2 separate regions of the Mus musculus genome follow, and region 1 is linked to region 2. The links are chromatin loops, found by intact Hi-C in ENCODE. Cell type or tissue: heart. All regions are shown on one strand. Each heading gives the region's core, and the rest is flanking DNA. Links, peaks and the distances in the headings are about the cores only.

Region 1 (16,507 bases), core at 6,549-10,548, 150 kb before region 2:
CCAGTACAGGGGAAAGCCAGGGCCAAAAAATGGGAGTGGGTGGGTAGGGGAGTGGGGGGGGGGTAATGGGGGACTTTTGGGATAGCATTGGAAATGTAAATGAGGAAAATACTTAATAAAAAATATTATAAAAGAAAAAAAAGAAAACCTGCATTCAGGCATTTGTGCTTAACAGCTGCTTACAGAACTTCAGAAAGTTTATAAATCTCAAGAAGCAAATGAGGGAGCTCCTGGGGCAGGACATGTCTCATGGACTCCAGGTGAAGTATCCCCAGATGTGGAAGAAGACAGCTGTAATTGGGGCAATAGGCGCTCTCTGTTCCTCCCAGAATAGCACTGATACATTGTTCAGTCCATTTGGCATTCAATAAGAAAATAACATAGCCTGATGGATCAAGTGTGTGAGCGTGCGCGTGTGAGTATCCGTGTGTGCGTGTGTCCATCACAAAAGCGTCTTAAGGAAGGGTTTAATTTTGGCTCATGGTTCCTGGCTACAGTCGGCCCATCGTGGTCAGAAGCCGCGGCAGCAGGAGTGACAGGCAGCTGGCCACACTGCTTTGGAACTCAGCAAGCAAGGGGTGCACTCAGCTCACACTCTCGGACTTAATCTGTGTGGTGACCCAGCCTGTGGAGCGGCGTTTACATTCAGGGTGCTTCCTCAGTCAAACCTTTCTCAGTTAAAGTCCCCACAGACATGCAAAACGGTGAGCTTCCTTGCTGACTCCGAATCTTCTAGAGCAGTGGTTCCCAACCTTCCTAATGCTGCGACCCTTTAACCCTCACGTTGTGGTGACCCCCGGCCATAAAATTATTTCGCTGTTACTCCATAACTGTAATTTTGCTACTGTTTTGAATAGTAATGTAAATATCTGTTATGTTGGATCCGTGATTTGCAACTCTCGAAAAGGTTGCAACGCGTAGGTTGAGAACTACGGCTCTAATGTTAACAATGAAGACTAAACTTCACACTGGGTTATTTATGAAGAACAAAAATTCATCTCTTTCAGGTTCTGGAGGTTGGGGAACCAAGGTCAAGGAGGACTCTAGGTGTCATTATATGGTAGAATTGAAGCCCCTTTACCAGGGCACTAATCCACGCCGGGAAAGCCAGCCCTCAGTCCATGAGGTTTGGAAAGGACTGAACATTCAAACCACAGTATCCTTTTGCTTGGCAGAACCCCGAACATTACCAAATGGGTTCCCGAGGTTGCAGAGTGTAGACAAGCAAACAAACAGCTTCAGGACACGAACCTGTGAATCAGCCCAGGGCAGCCCACTGGGAGGCTTGTGAGCAGGCAGGTATGCTTTGTGCAGCACTGGTGCGGTGCCTGCACGCAGAGTCTTGGACAGAACACAAAGGGCCTTGGGCGGGACAGCGGTTCCATTCTGAGAGCCCGCACGCACTCTGTGAAAGGGCGTCCCACAGGTTATACTGTCCCACAGGTTACCTTTACTGGTAGCGTGTACCGCCTTCGCAGTTGATTCCCTTCCTGCAGCTGTCCTCTGCACCTACAGGGCACAGAACCTCCTAGTGACAATTAGCCTCGTTATCCACTGGTGACAACCAGTGCGCACATCCTCAGGACCGGAGTATGAGGCCCACAGTCTGTACGTGTAGGATAGGTTGCAGCCTCTTCAGGAACAGTCAGTCAGTGCTCTCTTACCATCAACCCGGAAGGCAAGAGCACCCCAGATTTTGCTTTACAAATACAGCCACACTAGGTATGCCTTCCTAGCCTGGCAGGAACGCAGAGACGATGTGCCTCGGGCCCCCAGGCCTGGGGTCTCTGTACATCCACGGGAGGTCTCTGAGGATGCACAAAGTCAGGCCAAGGTGCTGGTATGGAAGACAGGCCTGCTGTACACGTGGTTCTCTCTAATTCTAGGGCAGCTCTCCATCGCAGCCTGTGTGGATTTGGCCAAGACCCTCTGTCCTCCGAACTGCAGTTCTCCCCTGACCAGGAGGTGGCAGTGCGCCGGGCTCCAGGCGGGCATGCAGTGTGCTTGCTTGAGGATGTCAGAGCAGAAAGTCCCTCGGAACATGGGAAGGTTGGGGTCCTTGTTCCAGGCTCTAAGATGCAGCCGGTGCACATTCTATGGAGACGTGGCCAAGTGCCTTGCGGTTGCAGCCATGGCTGAACTCGGTGTTACCTACTTGCAGATATTTAAATAAAACTGGTCATTTGTTTCTTCAAGTGTATGGAAAATATCTTCATTATGCTTCCCAAGAGTATACCTGATTTTCATTACTGCAGTTTTAAAGTCGGACAGGTTACAGAGCCCCGACAGCAGGTTTTTGGTTTGAGTATTCCTTCCATTGAGACTAGGGTCTCTGGAGTTGGATAGCTGTGAGGTGATTTTATGTTTATGATGAAGTTGGAACTGTAGCAAATATCCAATGGAGTGACGGGATGATGGAGCTGACATAAAAATGTCTCTTCCTTTGTTGTAGTATGTGCGATACCCCTCCCCCGCCCCCCAAGGAACTAAAACCCATGGGGACAAGTCAGCTTCCTGGTCTGGCTGTTGGTGTCCAGGCCTCCCTGCATATTGGCTCCCCCCTTCTCGCTGTGAGACTTTCCCTGTCTGGAAGCTAAAGCTCACTGGCCTATGTTTTGTCTGCTCCACCGGGTCTTGAGAGCTTCTCATTCTCTCCTATCCACAGAGGAGATAAAGGGCTGTGTGTTAGGACATCCTCATGGTCAGCCTGCCTGGATTTAGGATCACCAGGAAAACGCTCCTTTTGAGGGGGTCTTGGCATTTCAAGGGACTTTAGGATATACCTCCCCTGAATGTGGGTGGTGCCGGTCCATGAGTTGGGCTGTTAGATGTAATTAAATACGAGGGGGGGGGGGAAGGAACATCAACAACAAGAAGAAACGTGATCAGCGCCCTCTCCATCTGGCTGCCTCGCTTTTCCACCTGAATGAGTTGGCCCCCTATAAACAGGAAGCTTAAAATTAACCCTCTTCATTGAAGTTACTTCTTGCCAGGTCTTTTCTCATAGCACAGAGACAAAAGCACTAGTATCCAGCACAGGGTATGCAGTGCTGGCTGAGGGAAAAGTATGCTTTTGCCACGGATGCAGATCTGGCTTTTAAGAGGACCTGTTTTGTGTAAGATTGGTTCACTCTGCATGCTCCTATAATTGGTTTAATAAAATGGACATGTGTAGAGACTGTATTACAAGATGCAAAGGTTGCAGCTGCTGGATCCGTTTTTTTTTTTTTTCCAGGACTATCACTGAAACCATATCTCCCAGTTTCAAGTTCGTGTTTCCCCAAGCTCTTTAGAACAGCAACTTAAATAGCAGGAGGACCTACGGGTGAAATGAGAGAGCTCGTGTATTTTCTAGAACCACGAAGCTTGGGAAATAATAAATGCGTGGAGGATTCAGTGTGTGACAATTCTTGTAGGGAAGGGGACTGTACCATGCTATGGCAGTTGACACTACAGGGTGCAGCAGAGGGGAGAAGGGGAAACAAGGCACGAACTGTTAGTGGCCAGCGGCAAAAGTATCATTTTCTATTTTCAAGCTGTGTGATCCTGAGGTAGTTAATTAACATTTCTGAGCCTGAATCTCTGCCTTGGTAAAAATGATTCTCATAGACGTCTTAAAATTATTAAGTGAGGACTGGAGAGATGGCTCAGTGGTTAAGAACACTGACTACTCTTCCAGAGGTCCTGAGTTCAATTCCCAGCAACCACATGGTGGCTCACAACCATCTGTAATAGAATTTGCTGCCCTCTTCTGGTATGTCTGAAGACAGCTACAGTATACTCATAGACATTAAAAAAACCAAAACTAAAACTAAAACAAAACAAAACAAACAAACAAACAAACAAAAAAAAACCCCATAAAACAAACCCCGATTACACAAGAACAAGAGCTTATGAGTACACATATGTTTAAACACTGTGTTCTTCCTGTCTGTCCCTCCACTCCTAGGAGATTCTGACTCAGGCCCAGGAAGAGTCTTCCTGAGACATGAGATGCATGTATTTATCACGCTGGTCCTTAGGGCCTGTCTTAAGAAATGCTATTCTGCGACAGTGGGAGATGCTTGGCCAGTTTTTATATCTTGAACTAGCTGGATACTAAAGTAGCCCTGAGCCTAGCCAGCTCTGAGCTTGGGTTCCTTAATATAATTTTTTAAAGTTAATTTTAAGTCAGCATGCAAAATGTTTCTGTTACATCCTCTGTCCACTCCAACGGCTCTTTGTATCACTATCCCGGCTCTACACCCTGGTTTCGGCAAGGTTTTCTAACCCTGTTGCAACCAGCCACCGTAACCTTCCCTTATGTCACTGTGTGTAATTGATGTATGATCTGAGAGTTAATATTGGTCATTAATACTGGGGGAAGCCATGTTTTTAATGGCCACGAGTACCACGTCAAAGCATCTCTCAGTGACGTAAGGTTGGGCATAGCTTTAAGTCTGCTGCTTTTAAATAACCTGACATTGTAGGAAGATGTGAAATTCATCTATGTCACTTGCATAGCTTGCTCACAATATACCTCACAGATATGCACAATTGTTACGTTAATCAAAATTTTGAAAAAATTAACAAGATAGAAATGTTAATTCTCCTTTTATGAACAATATACATTGTATACACATTTCAAATTATTCAATGGGCCCCATAATTCTGTACAATTAAAGAAACCTTTTTTTTTTTTTTTTTTTTTGAGACAGGGTTTCTCTGTATAGTCCTGGCTGTCCTGGAACCCACTCTGTAGACCAGGCTGGCCTCAAACTCAGAAATTCGCCTGCCTCTGCCTCCCAAGTGCTGGGATTAAAGGCATGCGCCACCACGCCCAGCTTAAGGTAACTTTTTAAAGGCTCTTTTAAATTGTGAGCACGAAGGAGTGAATGGCGCCATCTAGTGGGCTTCCAGATACATGTCTGGCTGCTCTGACTGCTCTTAGCTCTCAAAACCTCTGCATCAAAATGCCCCTCCCTTGCTTGTGAGTGGCACTTATTTCTAATGATGCTTTTCAGAATGATCCCATTCTGTTAACCCTGAACCCAGTCTTCTGATAGAATACAAATAAGCATCAATCAGCAAAGCAGTAACATATTTCTATTAAAGGAATCAGTCTGGGGGTAGGGTGGGGAGCTGGCGTTGCGGAGAGAGAGCTACTCAAACTTGGGGACCCGAGTAGGAACCTCCCGAACTTACAGAAAAAGCTGGATGTGGTCACAAGCACTTGTAACTTCAGCGCTGTGAGGGGCGGAGACAGGAGGATTGCTGGGGCCGCCTGGCTGGGAGCCCAGCTTCAGGACCCGTCTATATCGACTCCACAATGCAGGAGTTACAGGCACGTATAACCGTGCCTGTAAAATCATGCCTGCAAAATCATGCCTGCCTCTTACATGGGTGCTGGGGATTCGAACTTGGGTTCTCATGCTTGCAAAGTGAGTGTTCTTGTCCACTGGCTATCCTCCAGCCTGATTTAATCGTTTTAAAGACAGGATGTTACTACATAGCCCGAGGTGGCCTTGAACTTGTGATCACAGGATACACCCGTCTCAGTAGCCCAGCTAGTTTAATTTCTTGGAAGCATTAAGTAAGTCTGTGCCTTATGAGATACGTGCGACATCTGCCCTTTTCTGGGCTAAGACAATAGCCAATTGATATTATTCATTTATGGTTTTGGACTCTCCCTTCAAGGATGTGTAAGGCTACCGGAGGCCATCTTGTAGAAGGGAAGCTGAGTCCAAGCGTAGTAAGTACATGGAGGTATCCAAAAGGAGCTTTGCGAGCACGGTGTTTGCCAGTGTGCAGGACGATACTGCACAGGCAGATGCAGAGCTTCTAGGACTCTTCTGCCCTCATTTGTACAGGTTGAAGCTTCATAAACACACGGAGAATGAAATGTTTATTTTGTTTTAGTAACCCCTCTGTCTCATCTGGCAAGTGATAGCAGCCATCCTCCCGCCTCTGAGCTACATCTCCTGTAGACTTTCGTCGACCTGTGCAGATCTTGTCTGCTGGACTGAGACCTGAGGACCGAATGAATGCGGTGAATTACCATCTGATGTTTAAACAGCAGTTTTCCTGTTTCACTGTACTTTCATATGCGACCGTAACAAAGAAAGCAATGGAGGTTGTTTGAGTTCAGAAAAACGTGTCAATAAACACCGGTAAGAAATACTGAATACTGACAGAGCAGCCTTTCCCAGAACTCTCTCCGCACAGAGCAATTCAAACACAGTTGTCTGGCATGCGCTACAGATTATATCTGGGAAAGGTCGAAAGCAAGGCAGGAGGCCATGTCAGAGTCAGATTGGGTCCTGTAGCTGTGGTCTGGCATCCAACAAGAATAAACATGTCTTATAAATGAAATGTAAATGTTTCTCACAGGAGGCATGGACTCGTGTCCAAGAACCATCCAGGGAACAAAATGCCCTGATGTAAAGGTCCTCTGCCTTATTTCTTGTTGCTTCTCTCACAGATCTCCAAGGCATTGTTTACTATGCACCATTCTTTTTTTTTTTTCTCGCTTCCCATTTTTTTTCTTGTGACTTTGAGAATAAATCTCTCCCAAATGACACCTTTCTCCTTCAAACACTTCAGTTGTATATTTTACATATGTCATTTTTACACGACAGTCACAGCTCCCACCTGGAGTTTTGCAACACTGTCTGCATGTTACTTTTTTTTTTTTTTTAGAATATGCATGTTTTATTCTGAATAATTTTGCATAATAAAAATGAAAGTACAAAATAATTAAGACACACAATATTTTAACAAGCTGAAATAAATTATGAGAGGAAGGAGTAGAGACTTTTCTTATAAAAGTTTAAAATACCCTTCCACTTTCACTGATGAGACACAAAGCTCAAACCCTGAATTCTGGTAGCGAGATTCTAACAGAATCTATTATTTTCTTTTTTTTTAAATTAGGTATTTTCCTCATTTACATTTCCAATGCTATCCCAAAAGTCCCCCATACCCTCCCCCCCACCCCCTTACCCATTCACTCCCACTTTTTGGCCCTGGCATTCCCCTTTACTGGGGCATATAAAGTTTGCAAGTCCAATAGGCCTCTCTTTCCAGTGATGGCCGACTAGGCCATCTTTTGATACATATGCAGCTAGAGTCAAGAGCTCCAGGGTACTGGTTAGTTCATATTGTTGTTCCACCTATAGGGTTGCAATTCCCTTTAGCTCCTTGGGTATTTTCTCTAGCTCCTCCATTGGGGGCCCTGTGATCCATCCAATAGCTAACTGTGAGCATCCACTTATGTGTTTGCTAGGCCCCGGTGTAGTCTCACTAGAGACTGCTATATCAGGGTCCTATCAGCACAGTCTTGCTAGTGTATGCAATGGTGTCAGCGTTTGGAGGCTGATTATGGGATGGATCCCTGGATATGGCAGTCTCTAGATGGTCCATCCTTTTGTCTCAGCACCAAACTTTGTCTCTGTAACTCCTTCCATGGGTGTTTTGTTCCCAATTCTAAGAAGGGGCAAAGTGTCCACACTTTGGTCTTCATTCTTCTTGAGTTTCATGTGTTTTGCAAATTGTAACTTATATCTTGGGTATTCTAAGTTTCTGGGCTAATATCCACTTATCAGTGAGTACATATCATTTGAGTTCTTTTGTGATTGGGTTACCTCACTCAGGATAATGCACTCCAGGTCCAACCACTTGCCTAGGAATTTCATAAATTCATTCTTTTTAATAGCTGAGTAGTACTCCATTGTGTAAATGTACCACATTTTTTTGTATCCATTCCTCTGTTGAGGGGCATCTGGGTTCTTTCCAGCCTCTGGCTATTATAAATAAGGCTGCTATGAACATAGTGGAGCATGTTTCTTTCTTACTAGTTGGAACATCTTCTGGATATATGCCCAGGAGAGGTATTGCGGGATCCTCTGGTAGTACCATGTCCAATTTTCTGAGAAACCGCCAGACTAATTTCCAGAGTGGTTGTACAAGCTTGCAATCCCACTAACAATGGAGGAGTGTTCCTCTTTCTCCACATCCTCGTAAGCATCTGCTGTCGCCTGAATTTTTGATCTTAGCCATTCTGACTGGTGTGAGATGGAATCTCAGGGTTGTTTTGATTTGACTATGCACCATTCTTTTTACCATATTCTAACGCCCCCAATCTCATTTTTTTATATTTGGGCCTTTTAACTCTTTCCGTGCAGGTCCTCAGCAGACCTGCAATCGTTTCCTGCAAACTCTTGTCAGTTATACTGCTTTGCTATAGAATACTGGAAATTATTCCCACTATGTTACTTATTTCAGGACAGGTGCTGAGACATGTCCCTCCCCCACACTCTCTGTCTTTCTAAACTCTAGTGGTCACCGTTTATATTATTTGTTTGTAAGGACGACTTTGAGCTATCCAGTCACTCCTCTAGTAGTTTCAGACACAGTATATCACCGTAGAGATTTAAAAGGCACGGGCAGCTTCAATATTAACAGGATCACATTGAGATCTTGTTAATTGTCTAGGTTCATGGTCTGACTTAAACGCCTCTGGGTACTTGTGTTTATGATAGACGCTAGGAAAAGTTGAATTCATTAAAAATTAAAAAGTGGAAATTTCAAGTTTAGGAATACTCAGCCATATACCAGGCAGCCACTAGGTGGCATGAGTGAGTCCTTAGCGTTGCTCTTCAATCTAGGCTCCAGATCCCAGAACAGTTTAAAAGAGAAACCTGTGGGGCATAGAAGACGGCAGTCCAAATGTTGGATGTTTATTATTGGTTGAGCATGGGATGAGGCAATGGGATCCTGCAGAAGGGCAGGATCTCCTTAAGTCACCAGCGAAGTTTGCGAAGGACCGGGACTCTTTTTTTTTTTTTTTTTTTTTTTTTTTTTTGGTTTCTTGAGACAGGGTTTCTCTGTATAGCCCTGGCTGTCCTGGAACTCACTTTTTCCTGCCTCTGCCTCCCCGAGTGCTGGGATTAAAGGCGTGTGCCACTACTCTCGGTTCAGGACTTTAACCTTCGCAGCAAGGGGCTTTTCTGCACCCCCGCAACGCAAGATCACAAAGGTGAAGGTGGAAAATGCAGTAAGTGGGTGATGTTTTCTGTGGACCAGTGCGATTGCGCCGGCAAGCACAGGTTCTTCCAAGAACATGTTACTGTTTCTGAGAGGTCAGTACGTGCAGCAGATGAGATAAAACACCTCTTCCATTTCCGGGTCTCTGATAAATGCTTCCTTCACCAGCACTGGGGAAGAGCACAGAAGAGACTGGACTTCTGTCCTCGATGTCGGCCACCGCTGTGACAGATGCCTTGTGTTGGAGCTTGCTTAAGCTCATGGAGCTGAACGAGGGCAAAGATGAATTGTCTGCCGTGTGCCGAATACTTTTCCTTTTGGGCCACATAAATTACTTTTGCTATCTACACTTTTTAATTTCAATTTAATTTTAATTTGACTTGCAAACAAATGAAAATCGGACTTTTCATTGTGCACATTATACCTGTCTTAGGGTTTCTACAGATTTGATGAAATACCATGGCCACAAGCAACTTGTCAAGGAAAGGGTTTATGTGATCCACATATCCTGAATTATGTAGCCCGCTGAAGGAAGCTAAGAGCTAAGGAAGGAACTCAAACTAGGCAGGAGCCAGGGAGGGGTGTTTCCTACTGGCTTGCTCCTTACTACTTGTCAGCCTGCTTTCTTATACAACCCCAGACTGCTAGCCCAGGGATGTTGCTACCCACCATGGGCAGGGCCCTCCTACTTCAATCACTAATTTAAAAAATACCCTACAGTCCTTTTGGACAGGAATAGCATGAGGACAAAATGTAGCTACTAGTGCCTCCCGGTTTCAAGGGTGGATCCATCAGGATTCGCCACCGTTGGATTTAGATTTAATAAGGCTTATAAGATTAGGATTTTAGTTGTTGTACCCAGAAATTGAGTTACCATTATTTCTGAAAACAAAACAAAACAAAACAAACCCGAAAAACCTTACAGGTCGATCTTATGTAGGCATTTTCTCAGTTGAGGCTCCTTCTCTGATGTGTCTCTAGCTTGTGTCAAGTCGACATAAAACTAGCCAGCACACTTCCCTAGCAATTATGTCATATAAAGGAATAAATTGTTCAGTCTTTAAAAACTGTTAAGAAGCAATGGACTAGGGGGGAGCCGGAAGAGAGAGACATCCAAACACCCACTCCAGGCTCTGCAATGGGTACCACTACAATGAGAGAATGGAGATGATGGAGAGAAAGCAGAGGCAAAGCTGAGTGGTCCCTGCACTGTAGAGAGAGGGAACTGGAGATGAGATGATGGTGTGGCACAGGAGGATGTGAGGTGTCTGAGCAACCACTGGGGTCATGGTGATATCTGGACCCCGGCTGCCTCCAAGGTCTGTGGCCCTACTACATCTGGGGTCTATGCTGCTATCTGAAGGGAGGGCATCCCCATATCAGTGGTCTTGGCTGCCACCTGAAGCCATAGTGACTTCCTGGCTCATGCTGCTGCTGGGAGCATGTCTAGACCCAGGGTCCTGTCACAGCCAGGGTCTATGTTGATGTTGGAGGCATGTGTTACCATCAAAGGCTGTGCAGATGTGCCCGGCCTGGGTTACTGTCTGAAACCATGTTGATGTCCAAGCATTGTGTTGAGTTGGCCTTGCCCCTTGCCTCTGGCGGGAGAGCTGTCTCTACCTCTCACCTGGACAGCATGGGAGAGTTGACTCTGGTAGCTCTGGGGTGGGAAATCTGGCCCCAGTGGAGTGAGTTAGGGAGAGGTGAGCCTGTTCCGTACTGGGTGCAGTACTAGGAAGAGCGGGCAGCCCCTTCCCTGAGGAGCACAGTAGAGCTGGCCCTGCCCCTCACCTGTGAGGTGGTGTGGGGGAGGGGGAGATGCACCTCACCTGTTGTTGAAAGTTTTAATCCCTATCCAGGGTTTCTACCCCGCCTTTGATTTATCAGTTCCAAAATAAAAGCACACACAGCCTCTCTATTTACAATAAAGCCTAAACAGCACAAGAGTTGGGCAGATATCTACCCTCTTTGCTATAGAATATACTTCCGTATTGATAACACAGAGTTATTACGTACTGTGTTTCATCTGAGCTGCTCTTAACTCCAATGGGCTGAATTTTCAGGACTTCCAACCCTTGGTGTCTTCCTCCTCCTCCTTCACCTTCTTTTCCCTTGGGTGGTTCTCCCAAGCCCAGAAATCCTAAATTCCTCCTAAGTCTTTTCTACCCAGCTATTGGCTGTCAGCACGTTTATGTTGGAGGTTGGTTCTAATGCTTTGATTCAATCAGGAATCTGCATGTCCCAACACTAAAGGTCCACTCAGGGTAGAAGAATGGGATGCAGGAGCGGCAGGAAATAAAGCCAACCAGCCATGTGAGACTGGAGTAGCAGAAGACTTAGGAGTGCCCAGCCTTTGAGGTAGCCAATGCATTTTTAAAATAAGCTAATGTATGCTTGTCTTTCATTCGAGGATCTGAAGATAGTTCCTTGGTGGCTGTGTTCGTGTGATCCGCTGGGAGCCAAAGCTGCGTAGCCAAAACTCACCACAACATCTTTATTTACCAATCAGGAATAATTTGGGATCAAGGTCACATGGTGTCGGGTGGGGCTACATGCAGATCCCCTCTGGGACAACCAGGTCTTGGGGCTCAATACTAGCATTAGAATACAAGCAGCATCAGGCCAACCTACTATACCCACTCACTTCCTGCAGGCAGATGAGCTTTCCCCCCAGGTTATGAGAACAAGGAGAACTGGCTCCACCACTCATTGGCTACAGTACTCAGAAGAGTGGGTCCTGCAGTAGAGCAGAACAGCTCCTGGTTTTGTAGGTACAGGAGAGCTGGTAGCTGACCAACTCAGCTCCCACCCAGGCCCAGATCCAGGGCTTTGAGTTGGACCATTCCAACATCCACCCCATCTACAAAATACTAGAATACTTGAAAGGCCAGTCCTGCAGATCCAAAGCTGCAGGCTCTCCGTGACACAGGGTAACAACAGGATATCCTAGAGGAGTCTCAGTGAGGATCCATTATTGATAGTATAGCAGAAGCCAGAGGCCTCAAACCAGGCCAGTGACTCATGGCAATGAACATTTGCAAGGAAAGTTGTTTGGGCAGAAGGGTCTACTGTGGGACACACCACAGCTTCCACAGTGAGAGTTATTTATTTATATTCTTTGTTTTATTTTAGGAGGGAGATTGCAAGGCAGATATGAAGGAATGGGGAGATGAGTGGGATTGGGACCCAAGATATGAAATTCACAGGAATCAATAAAAACTTTTTTAAAAAAGAAGCAATGAGCTTTTGGCTGTGTAGGAATGTCTTAAAGGTGGTTAACATGCACTTCTTAAATAAGGAGTTTGTTTTGTTATAAGTGAGTATAAAACTGTGAGGAAATATTAAATGCATCATCTATTCTTATGTAGAACGAAGGCTGAAATGCCCTGAGCAGATATGTAGTTAGTTACCCTGCCTAGGAAGCTGGGGAGAGTGGATTAAGATGGCTTTCGCCCAGCTGGAGCAGGAACATAGCAATACTGATGACATTAGACAGAAGCCACAATATGCACACTGAGATCACTGAATTTGAAGCAAGATGAGGGCAGAGTGCTGTTCTTGCCCAGTATTTTGATAACTGCTTGAAAGATGTCGTCTCTGCCCTGGAAGGTAAGCAGGAAATTATATGAATTAGTAGCTTACATGAAATCAACGTGAGTGTCGGGGAGCAATTTTTAATATGAAAAGTGTTGGCTGTTTGCTTACAAACTTCAGTTCAGAGGATTATGCAAATTCAGTGGTAAGTACGGGGTTACCACCGTTTAATAATGATGACTCATGCCGCAGTTAGAGGAAGGGCTGAAATTCCAGTTCAGGTGACCTAAACAAACGCTTACTTGTCTTCAAAGCCTCTGTCCCCATCTGCTCCAGGAGTGCAACATCCACTCAGACACAGGTGCTTGTCAAATTCTAGGCCGGAGACAAGTCTTAGTAAAAGGAAGATGAAGGCTGTCTGCAACTAGAGACCCAGCCAGTATAGACTGAGCCCGCCCATCTCCAGGCACTGAAGCAGTGCTCAGGGAGGCCACTGGGTGGCACCAGTGAAGCTTGCCCACACTGTAACAGAACACGGGAAACCAGTAAGGGCCACAATTGTCTGGACTCAAGCCAGACCATAGGGTTCATTCCTCTGTTTTTAAGATCCTCTCTCTCTGTCTCTCTGTGAGTCTCTGTCTCTGTTCCTTTTTCTCTCACTCTTTCTCTTGGTCACATTGCTACACTTGAGCTCAAAACAATTCAAACCTTTGATTATTTATAGTTTATATGATCAGAGCACCAAGTTGCTTCTCAGGGAACTCTACTTACACATTTTCTACTCTAAAAATGCAGACGTGTATAATTGTGCCGTTAGGGTACACTAGAAGTCCAAGCAGGTTTCAGGCCAGCGAGGTTACTCTGGAGGTTTTTGAGGTGACAGAGTTTAGAGTCACCTAGGAGACACACTTTGGCTGTGCCTGTGAAGGTGCTTCCCCTGGGGTTTAAGATGTGCTCAGCATCACCTCGATGGCTTTATTCGGTTGGGAAAGGAGAGATCTGAGCCCCAGGCTCCATCTCTCTCAGGTCCCTTACTGCCAACTATGCAGTACATAGAACTACAGAAGTTCACACAGAACTTCTTACACGGCTGTGTCATGCCCACCATGACAGACTGTTCCCCTGTATTCTGAAACTGTGATCCCCCTCACCCCAAATAATCCCTTCGCTCCTTAAATTGCATCTTGTCAGATATTTTCTCATAAGAAGAAAAGTAACAAAGTCAGAGCAATTGCCCAGCATGTTGGAAGAAGCAATCCCCAGAAACGGGAGTAGGGTGGGGGTGGGGGTGGGGGTGGGGGTGGGGGTGGGGGAACAAGCAAGCAAGTAACCAACCAACCAACCAACCAATCAAGCAACCAAACATCAAATGACTTCATTTCAGAATGCCATTCCAGGCCGGGCTGGTCTACTTCCTGAAAAGCCAAGCTCTTTTCCAGGACATCTCTGGAGGTCTGCTGCCCTCTGGCGTTTTCTCTGGAGAAATTCAAGCATCTTCTCAGAGGACCTTCGCGTATCATTCCCTCCCCCTGCTCTGGTAAAACTGCAAGGTCTGATTCTCAATTCAGGGTCATTTACTTTGGGAAGCGGGCGAATGTATAGCAGAGATACGTTTAGTTGAGGCACAACCAAGAAGACCGTATCTGATCTTTGTTTCTCTGTCTCTGGCCTGCCTCTGCCTCCCAGGGATGGAACAAGTGTCTTATCATTCAAGGATTCTCTCAGGAGAACAATGGATCCCACGAGGAGTTGGGAAGGTGTGTGGGGAGGAGGGTGGTGGATGTGGCCCCCTCCAGGGATTTTGTTGATGGAAATTAACATAATAGATATGTTTATTCAACTGTTTTAAAAAGAATCCACAAATTGTAGATGGAGAGAAATCACCCTTTAACCATGGTTACTGTTTTCTTTGCACTGTTATTTACTTACAAGTTATTGGGGGTGGGGGTAGAGTGGGGGGCGGGGGTAGGAAGTCAAAATCAGGGTCCTGTGTTTGCTACCTAAGTGATGTACTATTACGTTTCACTATCAATTCTATGAGTCACTTTTTAACTGTTTTATTTTGAAATTGTGTGTGTGTGTGTGTGTGTGTGTGTGTGTGTGTGTGTATGCAGGTGAATGTATGGCCAATGGAGTTCAGAAGAGGGCATCTCCTAGAGATACAGGTGACTGTGAGCCACCTGATGTGGGTACTGGGAACAGAACGTGTGTCCTCTGAAAGAGTAGTATAACTTTTTCACTTTTTAAAGCATCCTATTCTGCTCTTGCTGTCATCTTGGTTCTGTGGGCAGCAGGTGGTTTTGAACCCAGCTCTCTGGTGCCTGGACTGAGGCTCGGCGGATGTAGTCCAGGTAGAGAGGCTCACACAGATATTGTCACTGGTTTGGGACAACTGTATGTCCCTCCTTGTTCTTTTATTAGAAGAGTGAGCAGAGCCTCTCAGTTTCTGAGATGTTTTTATTTAAACCAAATATTTTACTATTAATTCCTGATCAGATGAGGAGGGGGACTCTTCTGTATCCTGAGCTTGCTGGGTTATATTGGTGCTTGGGTTCACAGGAAGCTTCCTCTTCACGTCTTCATGTAGAAGCATATTTCATGACACTCTCTAAGGACCCCTGTTTGATGATTGTGTCCCTATGAGAATGGTGGGGCTGGACATTTGCCCATGGTCTGGAGTTCCTGGGGTAGAGCAGTTGGTGCCTGCTGAAAGGCTTAACCCCAGGTTAGGGGACCTGAGATGCAGTGCTGGGATGGAGATTTCAGACATTTCCAGGCCTCCCTGATACACAGGTCTGAGGAGTTCTGACGATGGCTTTCCAGTTTCTGACGCTGTTGGGAGGCCCTGGGTGAATTCTGACTGCTGGCCAGACTTGCAGTTGTGCCCTGGAGTCCATAGATGGAGTTCTGTTCATTTTTGCCCCGTGTTGATGGACATTCCTTGGTTAGAGTTCCTTGAGCCAGTCACCCACCTTCATCCTGCATTAGCCCATTCACAGCCGGCTCCTGTCTCAGAAGGGCTGAACCCATTTGCTACAAGCTTGATTTTCAGCTGAGAAGACACTCCTTGCATTTATAGCAACATTAGTCTCCTCAGGCAAGCTTGGAAAGCTAAAAAGTAAAAGGTAAAAAGCCAAAAGGTTCTGTTACAGAAATAAGGACACGAGTGGCTTGAATCAATTCTGGGAGTTTTTGTCTTTGCCTTCGTTTCAAAACCTGTTTGAGTAAGAGTATTACTTCCGTTTCCGGTCTCTGTGGGAGACTACCCGACAGGAAGGACTTGAGAAAGCAGGGATTTGTTTGGCTCCTAGTTGGAGGGGATACAGTCCACAGGGCTGGGAGAGGTTGGAATAGCAGTGCCTGCGGCAGGGTCGGCAGTGTCACTCCACGGCTGCCTTAGAGGGCTCTAGCTGGTAGCTGGCTGAGCTGATGCCCTAAAAGCCTGAACCCGATGACCTATTTCTACCATCCAGTCCTCATCTCTTAAAATTTCACAACCTTTTAAAATCTTGTCAGTAGTTGGCGAACCAAGTGTTGGCACACCTAAGCTTTTGTGGGTGCATTTTATATATAAACCATGACAGAAAAGGAAACTTACCTGGCGCATGCACTGAAAAAGCTCTCAAAAATGGAGTCGCTGCGTAGGCAGTCACTGAGGAGAGAGGGTTTGGGGAGGTGCTGTTACCAGGACTCCATTGGGACCCCTGAGCTGCCTCTCTTGGGAGCAGTGTGGAATAGAATATGCGATGTTTGCTTGGTGCTATGGTTTGGACCTGAAATGTTGTTCGAAGACTCAGTCTTGGTTGCCTGCTGATGGTATTGGGGAGTGGTGAAAACTCTAGAAAGTGGGGCACATTTGGAGGACCGAGGTCACAGACACTTGGTCATCAGGATTATTTAGGAACCCTACACCACACCCCTTGCTCTTCTCCTCCTCTGTGAGGAAAAC
Region 2 (16,507 bases), core at 7,766-11,765:
CGTCAATCAGGACTTTTAAATGTAAATAATTTTCTCATAGACAGTCTTAAAAACTGGACTCTAATTAACTGACCTCTTATGCAATGAACAATAATCACATTTTTTTTTCAGTTGTGAGCACGCATCACCACCATGTATTCCACAAACGCTTTTAAAGGAAGGCCAAAGAAGCGGCGTTTCTGCCCCATTACTCCTCAGAAAGCCTCATTAGAATTCAGATACTGTATGCAATGAAGGCCGGGAGTGGAGCCCAGGATGGCAAAAATCCCCTGAAAATCCAGTAAGAGGCAACCTGCTGCCCTAGAAGAGCAAGGCCTCTCCCATAGGGTAAGGGCCTCAGAATCAAGCTTCCAACCTTACCTGGTACGAGCAGTTCTCCTGATGTACCATCTCAGTACATCCTAGGACGCAGACCCCAAAGCTGGACTGCTGGGCGAGGCTGCGCAGGGAAAGCGCTGAGCATCCACAGGCGCGAGAGAACGCCCTGGTTAGGCAGGGACTCCCCGCAGATTAAAATGGATGCTGTTCCGCTGAGCAACCTGCGCAGTGGCACTGCCTGTGCTGGGAAGCGCGCAGCCACCGAGCTCGCTCTGAAGCCTCCAAGCTGCTCTGCTCCTCCGGAACCGGGAGGCAGGCTGCTGAGCCGAGCTGGGACCGGCCTGGGGGAGGGGGCGGGCGCATCACCCGCACAATCAGCCAATTATATTATAGGCACAAAGAAAAGGATCTGTCTGGGGCTGGTGTGACCTTCTGGTGCTTTATGAAGGCAGTTAACCGATGTGGAAACATTCTAGTACTCATTATAGAGAAAAAGGCCAGCGAGGGAGAGAGAGAGTGACAGACACAAATCAATATTGCAGTTGGGCATTCCTAATCTGCGGCAGCATCCTTCCTGCCCGCTAGTGTTGCTTGGTTGGTGCTTATGAAAGCCAGGCCTTAAAGATCTTTTCGGAACTTTTAACGTGCTGAAGGGAACATCCTGAATACATACATGCGAGGTTTGTATTCATGCTTTATTTTTAAAGTATCTTGTCAACTTTCTGACTAAAGGAAGGACTTTCATTAAAATATGTATTTTTTTGTAATTTAAAAAAAAAGATACCTCATTTACCTTTTCTTAAGTGTTTTTAGTAAAAAAAATGATGGAATCATGTTTCTATAATTTTTGGAGAAACTTATTAAAATGTTAAGGTTGGTATTACTTATGTATTACATGAAAACTAAACTTTTTTTTAAAGGTAGGGCCTTGCATATGTAAATTACCCAATCCATGACTTGAATATTATACAGACACCCCAACATAACACAGGTAATCTCTGGGACAGACTGTCTTCAGAGTCTGCATGAGAAGAACTTGGGACCTGTAGGCCATAATCAAATGAAATACAGGTCGGATCATGTATGTTTCTGTGAGAAAATGGGGGCTGATCTCTGAATAATCTCAAGGACCACTCTAGGACACTAGGGTATGTAGGAGGGAGCAAGGAATTCTTCAACACAATGACACAAAGTTAGGGGGGAAAACAATAAAAATTCCTTGTTTATATTCCTCAGTTGTCCAAAACAATTGACACTGTTGTTCCTTTTGTGTCTCTATGTAAGGTGAGTGTATACGTGTCCTGGCAAGTGAGTGGTGGTCAGGTTGGTTCTTTCCCTCCACCATGTTGGTCTCTAGGCTCAAACTGAGGTCATCAGCCTTGGTGACAAGCACTTTGACTCACTGAACTATCTATATCTCTGGCTCTTCTTGACATAAATGGTCCTCAGAGAAACCTTGACTGGCTTCAAACTGTCATACTTTAAAGAAAGAGTCCCCAAGGCTGATGTTTTACGCTATCTCATATGCACACCCATTTCAGACCTCCTATTAGGAGGATAAAAAGTAGTAAGAGAGGTCCAACTCTACATTCTCTAAACTTGAACAGTGGGTTCTAGGAAAAGGTACTATGGACATGTGTCCTGCAGAACCTCCAGTATAGAGGGAGTTGGCCATGTTGGACAAGGAACATTTGATAATAAGGCAGGAGTCGGGGGGGGGGGGGGGGGGAGTAACAAGTTTACTTAACCTTAAGATGGAAGGAAGACCAAAATGCTATTATAAAGCAAAATGGTAAAAACTCAGCCCACCCAAACTCCAGCCTTCCCTGCTGTGCACACAGAGCAGAGATCTGTACGGAATGCAAGGGAGCGGGTGTCGTGAGCCGCATCCCACACTCTCCAAGACAGACCATCTTATTTCAAAGGCTGTTGGAACTTCACTTGGGCAATGGGCTTGATCTCAAGGCTCTGGGTCCTGAATCTACAAGTCTAAGACGTGGAAAGGAGTCTAAGACACACACACACACACACACACACACACACACACACACACACACCAGAGCTTTCTGTTCTGGCATATATTACATAAGCTCCTGAAGACATTTATCAAGTGCTGTTTTTTTTTTTTTTTTTTTTTTTTTGGTCTAAACACAATCCCACTCTTCACAGTTGCTGTTCCAGAGACAGTGCGAGTGACTCAGAAGTGGTATTTGGACAGAACAGATTTCTGACACTTGCATCCCAAATGCTGTCAAAACACTCGCCTCCCAAAAGGTATAAACAAGACGAAAAGGGACAGATGAAGCAGGCTGGTCTGAATAACTGTCCACTGGAAAGGACTTCATGTTATGATCTGCCAGTACAGGGAAAAGAAAGAAAAAAAAGCTTTAAACAAAAAACAGATGCCCCAAGAACATTTAAGCTAAAACAGTTCAGCAAGGGACATTAATATTTGTTATTTTTGTTTAAAAATAATGACATTTTTGTTTTAAGTTCAGTCTATTGAGCACTGATTCTTCTTTTTTTAAAAAAAAATTACTTTTTAATATTTTAGTTTCCCATTGACTTGAACGACAAATGGGATGTCTCAGTGAGTGGACACTCTCAAGCCTGACCTCAATTTGATTCCTGGAACCCACATAAAAGTAGGAGAGAACAGCCCACACAAAGTCATCCACTGAGCTACACACACACACACACACACACACACACACACACACACGCATACACACACTCACACACACACACACATACACACACACACACACACACACGCATACACACACTCACACACACACACACATACACACACACACACACACACGCATACACACACACACACACGCATACACACACTCACACACACACACACACACACACACACGCATACACACACTCACACACACACACACACACGCATACACACACACACGCATACACACACTCACACACACACACACACGCATACACACACACGCATACACACACACATGCATACACACACACACACTCACACACACACACACATACACACACACACACACGCATACACACACACACACACACAAAAGTAGGAGAGAACAGCCCACACAAAGTCATCCACTGAGCTACACACACTCACACACACACACACTCACACACTCACACACACACACACACACACACACACACACAAAAGTAGGAGAGAACAGCCCACACAAAGTCATCCACTGAGCTACATACACTCACACACACACACATACACACACACACACACACACACACACACTCTCTCTCTCTCTCTCACACACACACACACACACACACACGCATACACACACACTTTAAAAAATTAAGTCTTCAATTGAGTACCAGATACTGTGCTGTGTAGCCATACTTCTAGTACTGAAGAAGGTGAAGTGGGAGGACTATGTTTGAGGTCAGCCTGGGCTACACAATGAAATCTAAAAACAAAGAGAGCCGAACACTTGAAACTTTCCATATTTCATAATTAGATGGGACTTCCAGAAACTATTTAATCCAAAATTGTTGCTTGGCAGTTAGATAAATCTAGGCCTAAGGATGCTGTAACACACCCACTAACAACAATAAACAAACAAACAAACAAACAAACAAGAGTATCCAAATAAAGAAAACCAAGAGAGGAACACTGTTTTCCAGTTCCTGTCAGCCGAGGAGTCTCTAGGTACAACAAGGCCGCTTTTGCCTGATGGAGAGACAGTGTATCCACAATGCGAAGCTATGAGGGGGTGGAGCTGCTGAGAGGTCATGAAGAGGAGCCCTCGTGGAAGGGGCTCATGCCTTCTTAAAAGAGACTCCAGGCAGTCAGTCGCCTTCCAAAGGGCACAGTGAGAACTGAGCTGTCTGTCAATCAGGAAGCAGGCCCTCACCAGACACCCAACTTGCAGTGGCTTGAATGGCTTCTAGAATGACAGAAATAAAGTCCTACTGTTCAGAAGGTACGTGTAGTTTGCTGAAGCTGGCTCGACTAAGACAAAGGTGCAGTAGGACTCAGCGGCAACCAACTCACCCGCACTGGGCCAAAGCAGGCCCAGACCAAGATCAATGTGGCTTCACTTAAACCTCATCCAAGGTGTGTGTGTAAGGAAGAAAAGTTAGAGCACGTCTCACTTAACATCCATGTTTATGCCACTATGAAAGAGCTGTGTTTTTAAAGCTCAGAAACAGCTGTTCTTTTCCCATTGTGGCAAATAGGAGAAACACAATACAGAGCTGGTTTTAAATTTGTTCTTAGATGTAATTTTTTTATTTCATGTGTCTAGGTGTTTATTCGCATGCACATCTGTGTACCACATGCGTGTAGGGCCCATGCAGGCCTGAAGAGGATTAAATACCCTGGGGCTGGAGCTACAGATGGTTGTGTACTGCCTGTGAGTGCTGAACCCCAGGTCCTCTGAAAGAGCAGGAAATGCTTGTCCCTTCTGAGCCCTCTCTCCAGCCCCAGAGAACTGCTCGGAACCTTGGCAACCAGTCACATTCACAGGTCATCAGAAGTAAACCTGGGTCAGGGACTGATGTGCAGAGAGCACAGGAGACTTGCTGGCATATGCTACAAGAGCAGATTGTTTCCTTTATATGGGTATATGCATTTCTTAGCCTTACTGAGTAAATATTAAGATTTGTGCATTTTATTAAATATAGTATTTACCTCAAAGAGGTAGAAAAAAAGAGCTAGTTGCATATGTGCAACTAGCCCATATAGATATGTGTGTGTTAATATATATGTATATATGCAACTAGCTCATATATATGTGTATATATATATATATATATAAAGCTCCAGTTAGGTCTATGCAGGCTAACATATTTACAGGGACACTTGCTGATATATGAACCGTACGCTGAGATGAGTCAAACAAATGGAACGAATTGATGAATGAGTGGAGGGCAAGGCCACTGCAAAGCTCTGACAAAGCATGTTTCGAAAGACATCAATTGCAGAGTCTTAAAGTGGTAAGTAAGCCATCATTTGTAAAAGGCTGGAGACTTATGGGCTCTGAGAAGAAACTAATATACGAATTAGGATTCGTGAAGCAAATTTCCACTTTAAAATGTTCACAATGAAATGTTAGGGGTCGGGGAGGAAGGAATGGGGCACAAGGCAGATGAGCAAGGCATCTGAGTGTCCCTCACAACAATGGAAAGCAGCCAGGTGCTTTGTAGACTTGAGGGATGTGACCTCTTAGGATGATAAAAGAAAAGAAGTCAGGAGGAAGTTTAATCCTACGAACCTCAGAGTCTGTTGGTGCCCAGTGTCGGGGGGGGGGGGGGGCACAGCTCTCTGTCATCACTGGTGCCCAGCCTAGTGACAAACCTTTGAAGATGCTTCACAATGCAGCACTCCTTTCCCAACAGCTTCCTTGATTCCTACAATCTTGTAACTAAAACCAAGTCCTACTGGGTACAATTCAAAGCAGGGTTTCTACCCTCAGGGTTTGGTAAGATTACACCACACAGATAACTGTATACCATATGGAGTGAGCCAAATGCCTCCAAAGAGATTTTGTATGTATGTTCACTAGGAATTGAGAAGAGGAAGAGAACTCTCAATGAAGGTGAACATTTCCTTAGAGCTTGGATCTCAACAGGCTCAATGGGACATGACTAATCCTGACACTGAAGAGACTGGGGGCAGCCTGGAATATCCAGCAAGTCTTTATCTTAGAAACTAGCAAGAATACACACACACACACACACACACACACACACCACACACACACACAAAATACGAAATAAAAACCCAAACTCTTTCTCTTTCTATATGAAAAAGGGTTGCCTGGTGGTTGTGTTGGCTTTGAAATACCACCAGAGAAATGATAGTTAGCTGCATTTAGAATTTTCTCCAGAGCCCCGCAAAGGAACACAGCTCAGTTAGCATCCTGACTTTTGTCAAGTGAGACTCCATTCAAAGTTTTTAAGTCCCTAACTGCAAGACAATAAACTCATGGATCTGTGTTGACTTAAGCTGACTTGTGATGATTTATAATTGCACACATTCAAAACTAATCTTTGGGTAAAAGCCCACAGTTTTAGGGCAAGAAGCCATGTGGGATATGGTTAGCAAGGTGAGAGAAAGGTGAACTACCATGGAAGGGTACAGGAGAGAGAGGAGAGCTGTCAGTCATTTATCTGCTTCAAATGCTTCAGAAGTAGAGAAGAAACACAGCCAGAGCCACATGTTCTGAAAGGGAGGAAGGTATCAGCTATTCTTATGAAACCGTGAGCAGTCCAATGCTAGGGCTAGAAAGCCCTGGCACTGTGGGTAAGAAGTTGAGAGACTGAGGGAAAAGAGCAGTTTGCAAACACTCTTCTCGTCCATTCAGAGTAGCCGAGTGGTTCCATGAACATACAACAGAACCTTGTTGGTGTTTCTTAGTGGAAGACCAGGGGCTAGAGAGGTGGCTCTGGGGTTAAGAGTACTGGTTGCTCTTCTAGAGGACCTGGGTTTAACTCCCAGTACTCATGGTGTTGATAATAACTGTCTATAACCCCAGTGCCAGGCACACTCAAACATGTAGGCAAAACACCCTTACAAACCTAAAAGAGACAGACAGACAGACAGACAGACAGAGAAACAGAGAATGACACACAAAAAGACACACACACACACACACACACACACACACAGGGGGGGGGGGGTTGGCATCAGGGATGGAAACAGCCAGAAGGGAGAGTATGATGGGTGGGAAGTAACAGAAAAGGCCAGGTACTAGAAGAGCTGATAAGGCACACCTGGCATGTGTTCATTCCATTTTGGAAATGAAGACATGAATATTAGGTTACACAGAAGTGCTGACTAAGGAGGATGCTCTGGTGGGTATGGATACAGACGGTAGAGTGGCCCTGCTGGCAGCTGGCGGCTAAGGCCTGAGGGCTAGAGGGAGAGCTGAGACGCTGGGCAATTGTGGGAGAACCTTGTCCAAAAGATTTCCTAGGGGGTTGCTGTGCTCCCTGAGAACTCTGGTACAAAGCGGAAACAAAGAGGGTAGCTGACACTCCTAGGGTGTGTTAAGTGGAGGTGATGAACAGGCAGCAGCTAACAGAAGAAAAGTGTTCGAGTTAGACAATGAGTAAGCAAATAGATGCAGATTTCATGAAATATATTCAGTACTGTGTTAAACCTAAACGCAGTGGGCATGCTAAACGTAGGAAGGGATGGGAAGGCTAAAGAGCTGCTTGCTACCCACCCCTAAACCTTATGCACACTGTATAGCATGTGTATGGGGCACTCAGTGCTCATTACATTCAAGGATGGCCCACTGGTCACTCCTACTCTGCCCAGTTTGTACTCTGCATGAGAGGTGAATAACATAAGAAGTCAGAGGAAATCGCCTGTGTCTCTCTGATAAAGCAAGTGCTTGCCACTCACTGGCAGATGCCTTTTGTCTAATTGTGAATCATTTCAAAACCTCCACTCCAGGTGCACAGCCTGATGGTCTCCCAGGTGGTCTGCGGGGGAGAGGCTGGGCCTATGAAGACTGCATAATCCCAGACATAGGCAGCCTGACCTTGCCACGGCCCTGTACCATCTCCGAGGTCACCGCACGCCACACCTCTTTGTTGTCTTTGCATTGTGATGTAACTAGATTGCTACTTGAGCATCTTAATTGGGGCTGTGACTTCTGGGATGAAGACCTTTGTAGAGCACTTGCACACTATGACTCTGTCAAAGTCGCTCTCCCTGTTTCAGAGGAGGGCAGGGGACCCAGAAGACACTGGCAGTGCAATAATTCTACACCTTTTTCTCCAGCAATGTTTAGAAGACCAGGAACTGGAAGTTGGAGAAAAATAAATATAAGATGCATTATATTTCTTACAAACAAGATGCTTATAAATAATGCAAAATAACTTGCTCCCAAGTTTGACTATTCTGTCTCTGGCTTAATGCTTTCTATTTTAGGCTACACTGAAAATACCTTCCTCAGAAAATTAGTGGTGTGAATCAGTGGGACTGATTTTTATTTTGTACAGTAGTAGAGTCTACTTTTAAAACTAAAGCCTAAATGCAAAATGACTAAAAAATAATAAAGAAGTTTTTATGAGGAGAAAATTAACTTGAGCCCAGGCTGTACTTCGATGAAAACATGCAATTCTTCCGTTACACACAGATATTTGAAGGCATCCTATTAAAGATGTCCATTATAGTCTTATTCCAATTAGAGCCGACATTTCTTTTTGCATTTTGCTCTGTTGTGTCTTATCAAAAGAACACCATTGCAGGGAGGCAAGCAGTGGTAAGTGGAACCAGTTCTCAGTCATGGTGCATGCTGCAGTCTCCGGAGGATTATTCGCTGAGTGTATCCAGAAGCTCAGAGGCAGGGGACAGAGTCTTACTCATGGGTGACTTACTGACAACTTACAGTGATTGCTTACACTTCTTATAAACAAGGTAATAAAAGATAGAACACGGATATTTGCAACAGGGCATCAGCCTGTAACAACACTTCCTCGTTTGATGGGCTGAGCATTCTCTTGTCATTGTGCAAGCCGTGCCAAGCACAAGCGCCTGGCTTAGCCTGGCAGTGAACCAAGCCTGGCTTCTTGGGCAACTCAGATCATTCTTCCTGCCTAGAGACTCACAGGCATGAAGTTTTCAGAAAGGCTGGCACAGAGCAACCGTGTTCACAGTCAAAGGCATATTGACTAGTTCAACTACCCGAGAGCCCAGCAAGGCTAACTCAATCCGCTGATGTCAAAGAAGGAGTGGAAATACTTTGCATAAATAAGAAGGGCATAGACTCACCATGATACGGGCTAAATGCTATATTCTTCTTACCATTTCTTCATAGGCAACTTTTCTATCAAGTCCTACAGGTAATCTCATTTCTATATGTATTCAGGATTATTTTTACATTTTCATATTTTAATTTCCAGTTTTATGTTTTGGGGACTCGAGGATGAGGTGTTTAGCACATCATTATAATAGGTGCAAATTAGTCTCTAAAAATACCTGCTGCCGCCCTGGGTTTCTATAGACACAGTTTGAAACTAGGTAGTGTTATAGCAGCACTCTCCCTGCAGAATAATGAGACAGTTATATTTCCACAGGAACTGCCAAGGCACCTGTTTACGGCACAGTCTTATGGTTCTCCCCAGTGTGCTTTGTGCCTAAGGCAAGATGAAATTTGCATGCTGTAGAAAATTAGCAGCTGATGCATAGGTTCATGATGCAATGTCTACATGGTTTCTCCTTGAGTTGTTTATATCTTTAATGATGGTTTTACCTGAGAGAGAGAGAGAGAGAGAGAGAGAGAGAGAGAGAGAGAGAGAGAGAGAGAGCAGGGGATGGGGGGAGAACTAATGAGGCTTTCCAAATTTCCAAATAAAATCAAACAGGTTTTCCAAGAGAAGCCTGGGGTAGCACCAAGTATGTTTGTGAATGCATGCTAGTGCATACAAGGGGTGTGTGGAAGAAGGGACACACTTCCCCTTTGCCTTCTAGGTCTTTGAGTAGCCCTGATAATCTTATCTATCAATATAGGTACATTTACATAAAGCACTATGTGGAATCTCTGATGATGATGATGGTGGTGGTGGTGGTGATGATGGTGGTGGTGATGATGACGATGAAGGCTATTATTTACTCCTCTATACTGGGGTGGGGGTGGGGTGGGTGGTTGACTAAAACCAGTTGGAAAGGTGACCTCTAGTGGACAATTGTGTTTATTCAATTAGTTTCAATTAGTAACAATAACAAAAAAATGATCCTCAAAGGTAAGCTATAAATCTAAGTGCTGTCTTAATGATATCTAAAAGAAACAATAATAACATAAGCACGCACATTCTCAGTAATGTCAGTTAAGAATATATAGGTTACAGCAATGTTAATATGTCCAAAGCTACTACTCAGGCCATTCTTCAATGGTTCTACAGTTGATACAAACCTTGGACCTGGATTCAAAGAACTATTTGGAGTTCATGGGCATTCTTACCTACATAGTACAAAGGCAGCCCGGGTTACATGAGACCCTGCCTCAAACCCAAACTAGAGCTATCTCTAGGCATGACAATATATATTTATTTGGTCAACTGCTTCATATCTAAGGCCCTCTATTTCTTAATGTGCAGAACAGGTTGATTTAGACATTCTCCGCTGTCTTCTGAGGGCTATGGGATGACTGTGCTTTCAAGTCAAGTTGATTTTTATAACCTGAGTTTTCCAAATTAGCAATATAAAATTCATATCACTGTCTATGCTTTATGCAGAGCATGGGGTGAGTCAGAAAAATCACAAGACTTCAAGCGAAGGTAAATTTCATTAAGGTAAAAATCGGTTACTATTTTGTGTGTGTGCCTGTGAATGCTGTGTGTGCATACATTCCTGGATATTAGCAGAGGCACACGTGTCACGGCACTGTGGAGGTCAGGGGACAACCTTAGGTCTTGGTCCTTGCCTTTCACCTTGTTTGAAGCAGGGTCTCTCCTTTCTTGCTCTCTGTGATGTACACAGAATTTCTGGCCCATGAGCTTCTGAGGTGCTTCAGTGAGCACCTCTCGTTCTGTTGTAGGAGCACAAAGATTACAGCTACGAGTTCCCAAGCCCAGCTTTTACATGGGTCTGGGAACCTGAACATGTACCTTACATTTCCAATGCTTTACCCACTGAGCCATCCCAGCCTCCAGTTACTATTTTATCACCACGGTGGAACATAATAATATATAATTAAACTATTAATATAATCTCCAAGAAACTATTATAACTCATCAATGATCCTTAAATATACTTTTTTTTTTTTTTAATGCAGGAGTACTCTTGAAACACTATTATTTACCATGGATGGTGCCCAAGAGTTTCCTCAGGGACATTCTGTCAGCTTTTGTAGGACCAGTTAAGCAGTGACATGGACTGGGTTTGCAATCCTTTGCAGGCTCCCGGCCTCACTGTGAGACACTGCACTTACGTTTTAGCCTAGAACAAGCACTGGTCTGGAAGTTTCCCTAGTGTGTAAGGAGGTAGCCAGAAACACATTGAATGATCTAATTAGCTCGCTTAACGTAAAGCGACTGAACAAAAGTTCTCTCCTGTTTTAGAGGCAAGTCTTCCCAGGGTGTTAAAGTGCTGGGGAGGAAAGGACGGTGTTAGGAACTGAGCTGAAGGGTGAACACAGAGGAGGGCTGATGTCAGCCCCGACTGTTCTGAAGTATTTAAGTGAATCAGGACATCAATCCCAACTCCTCCAAAATCCAAATTTAAATCAGTTCTCCATTGAGAATGGCAAGGCAGACTCTTGCAGATACACAACCTGGGCCCCCAAGATGCTCACGTGTAGAAATTGTCGGGGCTTCTTCATTATTTACTAACTATGCTAAGACAGAATGTAACATCCCAGAACGGAACAGCCTCAGTTTTGTGTAGATAACCCGTGATTCACCTTATTCTCCTGACTTGATAACGTTTTACTTCTTGATTTAGTTCCCTGCTTATAAAACATTAAGGGCTGGCAGCCTTACCCTTTCAAATTAAATACGCTTCTCAACCTATAACAGATGATGTCACAACTCGACTTAGTTTGAACTCTCACTTCCTGCATCTTAAAACTTGTCGCTCTCACCAACTTCACCTCCAGACTTCCTTTTGCCATCTCAAAATCTCGCTCACTCCTGCAACTTAGATCTCAAACCTCCCCCCACTGCACTAAAGGCTTGGTTACCAGCTTCTTGGAACTGATAGATCCTTTAGCACGTAATGGAAGGAAATTAGGTCCTTGGGAAAGAGCCCTCGAAGGGGATATTGGGATCCTGATCTCTTCCTGTCTCTTTCCTCCTTGCATCCTGAGCACCACGAGGTGAGCGGGTCTCCTTTGCCTTGGGTTCTTATCCTAATGTGCTTTGCTGCCACGGGGCCGAGTAACCATACTCAGAAAACTTTGAAAATGTAAGCAAAAGGAAAGCTTTCCCCTTTGTAAGTTCACTTCCTCAGGCACTGTGTCAGAGCAATGACAAGTGAACTTACTGAGCTGTAGGCCACTAAGTGGTCCAGGAAAAGCCATGCTTGCTTCTGCTCAGGGTCTTCACACAAGCTGCTGCTTACCCTGGACTCTAGGCCCCTACCACACAAGCTGACTTTTGTTTGTACTTAAAGTGGGAAGACCTTTCCCTAGCTCCTATTTTAAATCAGGTTTTATTAGGTTTCTTCCCCCATATCTCAGGACAACATTTAACTATTCAGTCACTTTGAAGATGTAGAGTGTTGATTGTTCCATGAAACAACTGCAGTCCTATTGCTCAATCTATAATCCTACATCTAGCATCTCGCAGTACCAGACATACAGTAGGTATCAATGAATATCTGACTAAGCTAATGAACACAAATCCCAGGAAGTCTCTTACTTGAGGGAAGGGAAGTGCCCATAGCAGTGCCATGGCTGTTATTACTGCAGTATGGCCAAGCTGTCCACGTGGCTACTTGTTTGTCTGAAGTCAGCTGAAGCTCACCTGGGAGCCAAAAGGCTGACTGCCAGCTTGGAACTAAGCCTGGGAGGTATTTTGGCCACAATTCCCTCTTCGTTTTGAGCTGTGGTGATGGCAGGCTCTAAGGGCCCCCCTAACTTTGCAGATCTACCTACTACAGGGCCAAGACTGAGTGTACCGGCTGGACCGAAGGGCAAATAGTTGTTTGCAGGAGCTCAAGTGAGTTTAACAATTACTAATCTGCAGTAGTCGACTGCTCCTGATTCAATATCTAATTAATAAGTGGAAAGAGATTAGTTAAAGGGTCCTCCTCCTCTCCTCCCTGGTTTGCCACCCTATGGGATATATTTTTGGTTTGAAGGGGTAGCCTGGTAAAATAAGCAACTGACTTACTGTTGCAAACTTGCACAGCCTCCAAAATCATACTGATAAATAAATAAAGTCAACTTTCATCTTAGAAGAATAATAAAGTACCCTAAGTGACTTTCTAATCAAGACGAAGAGGCCAGTCTGAAGACATCCTGGGCTTATGAAAGACGGATACTTTTATATTTGCCTGCTGACTTTGGAAATTTAGGGCATGTTTTAAAGGGATATAAAAATAATAAAGAAAGAGAACAGATTAAGTGTTGAAACCAAAGTAAAACCTACAGTTTAAACTGTGGCTTTCCCTAAAACTTTCTAATGTGTTATAGAGATAGTGAGCATAGCTCATGTCTCTCTGATCTGTATTCTCTTTCTTTTCATGGTGTGCATGCCTGTGTGTGCGTGTGTGTGTACACTAATATGATAGACAGGAATTCATATCAAGTACCTTCCTTAATCACTCTCCGCCGTAGTTTTGGGGACAGTGGCTGTCACTGAGCTTGGAGCTTGCTGATTAAGCTACACTGGCTGGCCAGCAAGCCCAAGGATCAAGCATCTTCATCTCTGTGGCATGGATTATAAGAGAATCTGGCATGCATGGTTTTAAACCTGAGTTTTAGGGGGCCAGGTTCAGGTCCTCAAGCACTTGGCTCTCCGAGTCATCTCCCCGGACCCCTCCTCCACATTACCTCTGTAGAAAACGGTTCTTATCCTCGCCACAGTCCTACCAGAAAGGGATCACACAGAACTACTGAGGGTGTCGTCCTCATTGTCCAGGTGGTATGACAGATTAGTCATGGATCTGTGTTTGGTTCAGCGAATGCAGACCTGGCCGGGCTAACTGAAAGCTCTGTAGACTCTTTGTTAACATCTGTCCACACAATCTCAGCTCGATGGCTACACCTGGGGAGGGACTCAGGCATATCCCAGGTAGTGAGTAGGTTAGGATTCCATCTGACTGTATACACGAGGTCAGGCTGGTATGTGCTCCTGCACAGCTCAGCTCCTGTTATCTTCTTGAGATAACACGCTACAGGAAATCGATGTTTCTTGTGCAAACAAGAGAGCTCCCAAATCCAGGCAAGAAATGCTCTGGAGAAGGGATTTAATGCTCTGCTGTGACTGGCAGCTCACTCAGGCTTTGCTTTTAGTTCAGAATAACTTAAAGATTTTTCAACTTACTGGTACATGCGAGGAATGATATCAAATCTTTCGGAAGGAGACTGGAGTTCTTCATTTTGAAAAAAAAAAGTGTGATTAAATATTGGAGTCCATCATAAGATTTAGTATACACTCAGTTATTTTCTCATTTACAAATGATGTGGCAAAGGTGCTTTTCATTGTTTTTTAAAACACCCTTTGTCTTTGTTATTTTCCTGTTGCTGTGGAGAGACACCATGACCAAGGCAACTAATAAAAGAAAGCACTTAGTTTGTGGGCTCATAGTCCCAGAGAGTTAGTCTATGATCTCCATGGACGGAAGCATGGCAGCAGGCATGGGACCTAAGATGTAAGCAGTACCTAAGCGCTTACATCTGAACCGCAAGCACAAGGCAGTGAGAGAGAGCTAGCGGAGAAAGCCCACCCACAGAAACGCACCTCCATCAAGGCCACACCTCCCAACCCTTCCTAAGCAGCTCTACCAACTGGGGACCAAGTATGCAAATACAGGAGCCTGTGGGGCCATTCTCAATCAAGCCGTCATACCTTTCACCACTAAACATATGAATAAAATGATAAACTGAATTATCTAGCTGCTCCCACGGTCGTGTCTTATCACTTAGGTATGCTTTTAAATTTTATTCATTCATTCTTTCATATGTGTGTGTGTGTGTGTGTGTGTGTGTCCATCTTCTTTTCTGTATATGCATGCTTGTGTACAGGCACCCTCAGAGGCCGGAAGAAGGTGTTGGATCCTCTGGAATTGGAGTTACAGGTGGTTGTGAACTGGCTTATTATGTGGGCTATGGGTGCTGGGAACCGAACCCAGGTCTTCTGTAAGAGCAGCAAGTACTCTGAATTGCTGAGCCTAGCGCCAGTTCTGTCTCTTAGGGCCCCGAGAAAAATGCAACTGTGGACCTATAACTAAAAACTCAGTATGAACTTTCAGGATGAGGTCGCCGTGTAGCTCAGTAGTAAAACATTTGCCAAGAATGTGCAAGGCCCTGGGTTTGCACCCCATGGGTGAGGGGAGGAGGTGATTTTAGGATGATCACAATTATTCAGCAAAGGACCGAGCTCCTGGAAGCCAGCAGAGGTCACCCACCCACCATAGGCAAAGAGAAGGGAACCCAATCCAGTCATTTAGAGTGAGCGGTGGTGTGATTTCCTCGTTGGTGTGATCAACTATCCAACAACAGCAACTTAAGGAAGAAAGAAAGGGTTTATTTTGTCTCATGGTCAGAGGGCACATCATGGTGGGAGGGTCTGGTGGCAGGAACAGGAGCTGGCTGGTCCGATTGAGTGTCTGAAGTCAGAAAACAGAATGATGAATGGTGGCTCAGCTCCATTTCCTCGTTTGATTCACTGTGGAGTCCTAGCCCACGGAATGGTACTCCCTACATTTAGGATGGGTCTTCCTGATTCCATCAACCTACTCTAGAAACGGCCTCACTGATATGCCCAGAGATTTCACGTCACTTCCACATGACTCCAGACCCTGGCGAATGAGTAATAATTTGATTAACCACCACAGTTACTCCTTCTTGATAAGAAAACGAATCTTGGGTTTGGGCATGCAAAGAAAGAACTGCCCTCAGAGGAAACGAAACTGGAGAGGAAGCTGAGCGAGAGCACCAAGCTAGCCTCCACCAAAAGCTGGCCTTGCGTCACCACCACTTTTTCTTGCTAAGATTGGCACATCTCCCCACTCTACATTCCACGACGCATTACAGAAACCTCTCACTTCAGCTTGCCTGCCCCTCTCACTCCATACTTAGCAGGCTCAATCCCACCAGGTACTTTGTGTCAGCTCTCAGGCTGACATAGACGGCTAGAGAAAAGTATACAGTCAGGTCTACTACTCTTTCTTTAAATTCATGGCCGCTACCTTCAAATTGGCCCTTGGGTATATTTCCCTTGTCCACTCACATGCTCCCCTAGACAACCACAAAATTCTGACAGAGCCGTTCAGACTTGCTGTCTGCAGACTCTCCCTTTGAACACTTTCCAGTCAAGCTTTTGTTTCCACAAGCAACTGCCATCTACTCTCCTAAACCCCACCTCACCATGCAATGCTCCCTCCCTCATGCAGTGCTCCCTCAATCAGTGCTCCCTGATGTAGTGCTCCCTGTGTTGGATCCTCCAGTAGGACTCATCCCAGTCAGCTGCCTCTGGTCCTTTCCTAAGGTAAAGGCTTTGTCTCTCTTGGCTCCTTCTCATTTTCCTCACT

The links. A loop is a pair of places that touch in the nucleus more often than their neighbours do. Peaks named below come from ENCODE experiments on the same cell type or tissue, not always from the same donor. Only the 100,000 strongest peaks of a DNase experiment are listed, where the experiment ranks them.
Region 1: it touches region 2 in a loop (6-fold over the local background); 8 of 42 quality-filtered maps call a loop at or near these places.

The regions. Positions count from the first base shown.
Region 1 is chr3:68,705,915-68,722,421 of GRCm38, reverse strand. No RefSeq gene overlaps it. Among named protein-coding and RNA genes, the nearest start is that of Il12a, 23 kb to the right of the region's middle. In heart, for the core only: a CTCF peak has its summit at 8,589 (motif pointing right); no DNase peak of the experiment used is centred there; H3K4me3 peaks cover 671 bases.
Region 2 is chr3:68,556,517-68,573,023 of GRCm38, reverse strand. All of the region lies in intron 5 of Iqschfp (Iqcj and Schip1 fusion protein), which reads right to left. All of the region lies in intron 2 of Schip1 (schwannomin interacting protein 1), which reads right to left. Among named protein-coding and RNA genes, the nearest start is that of Gm22073, 17 kb to the right of the region's middle. In heart, for the core only: a CTCF peak has its summit at 10,001 (motif pointing left); a DNase peak (open chromatin) is centred at 8,853.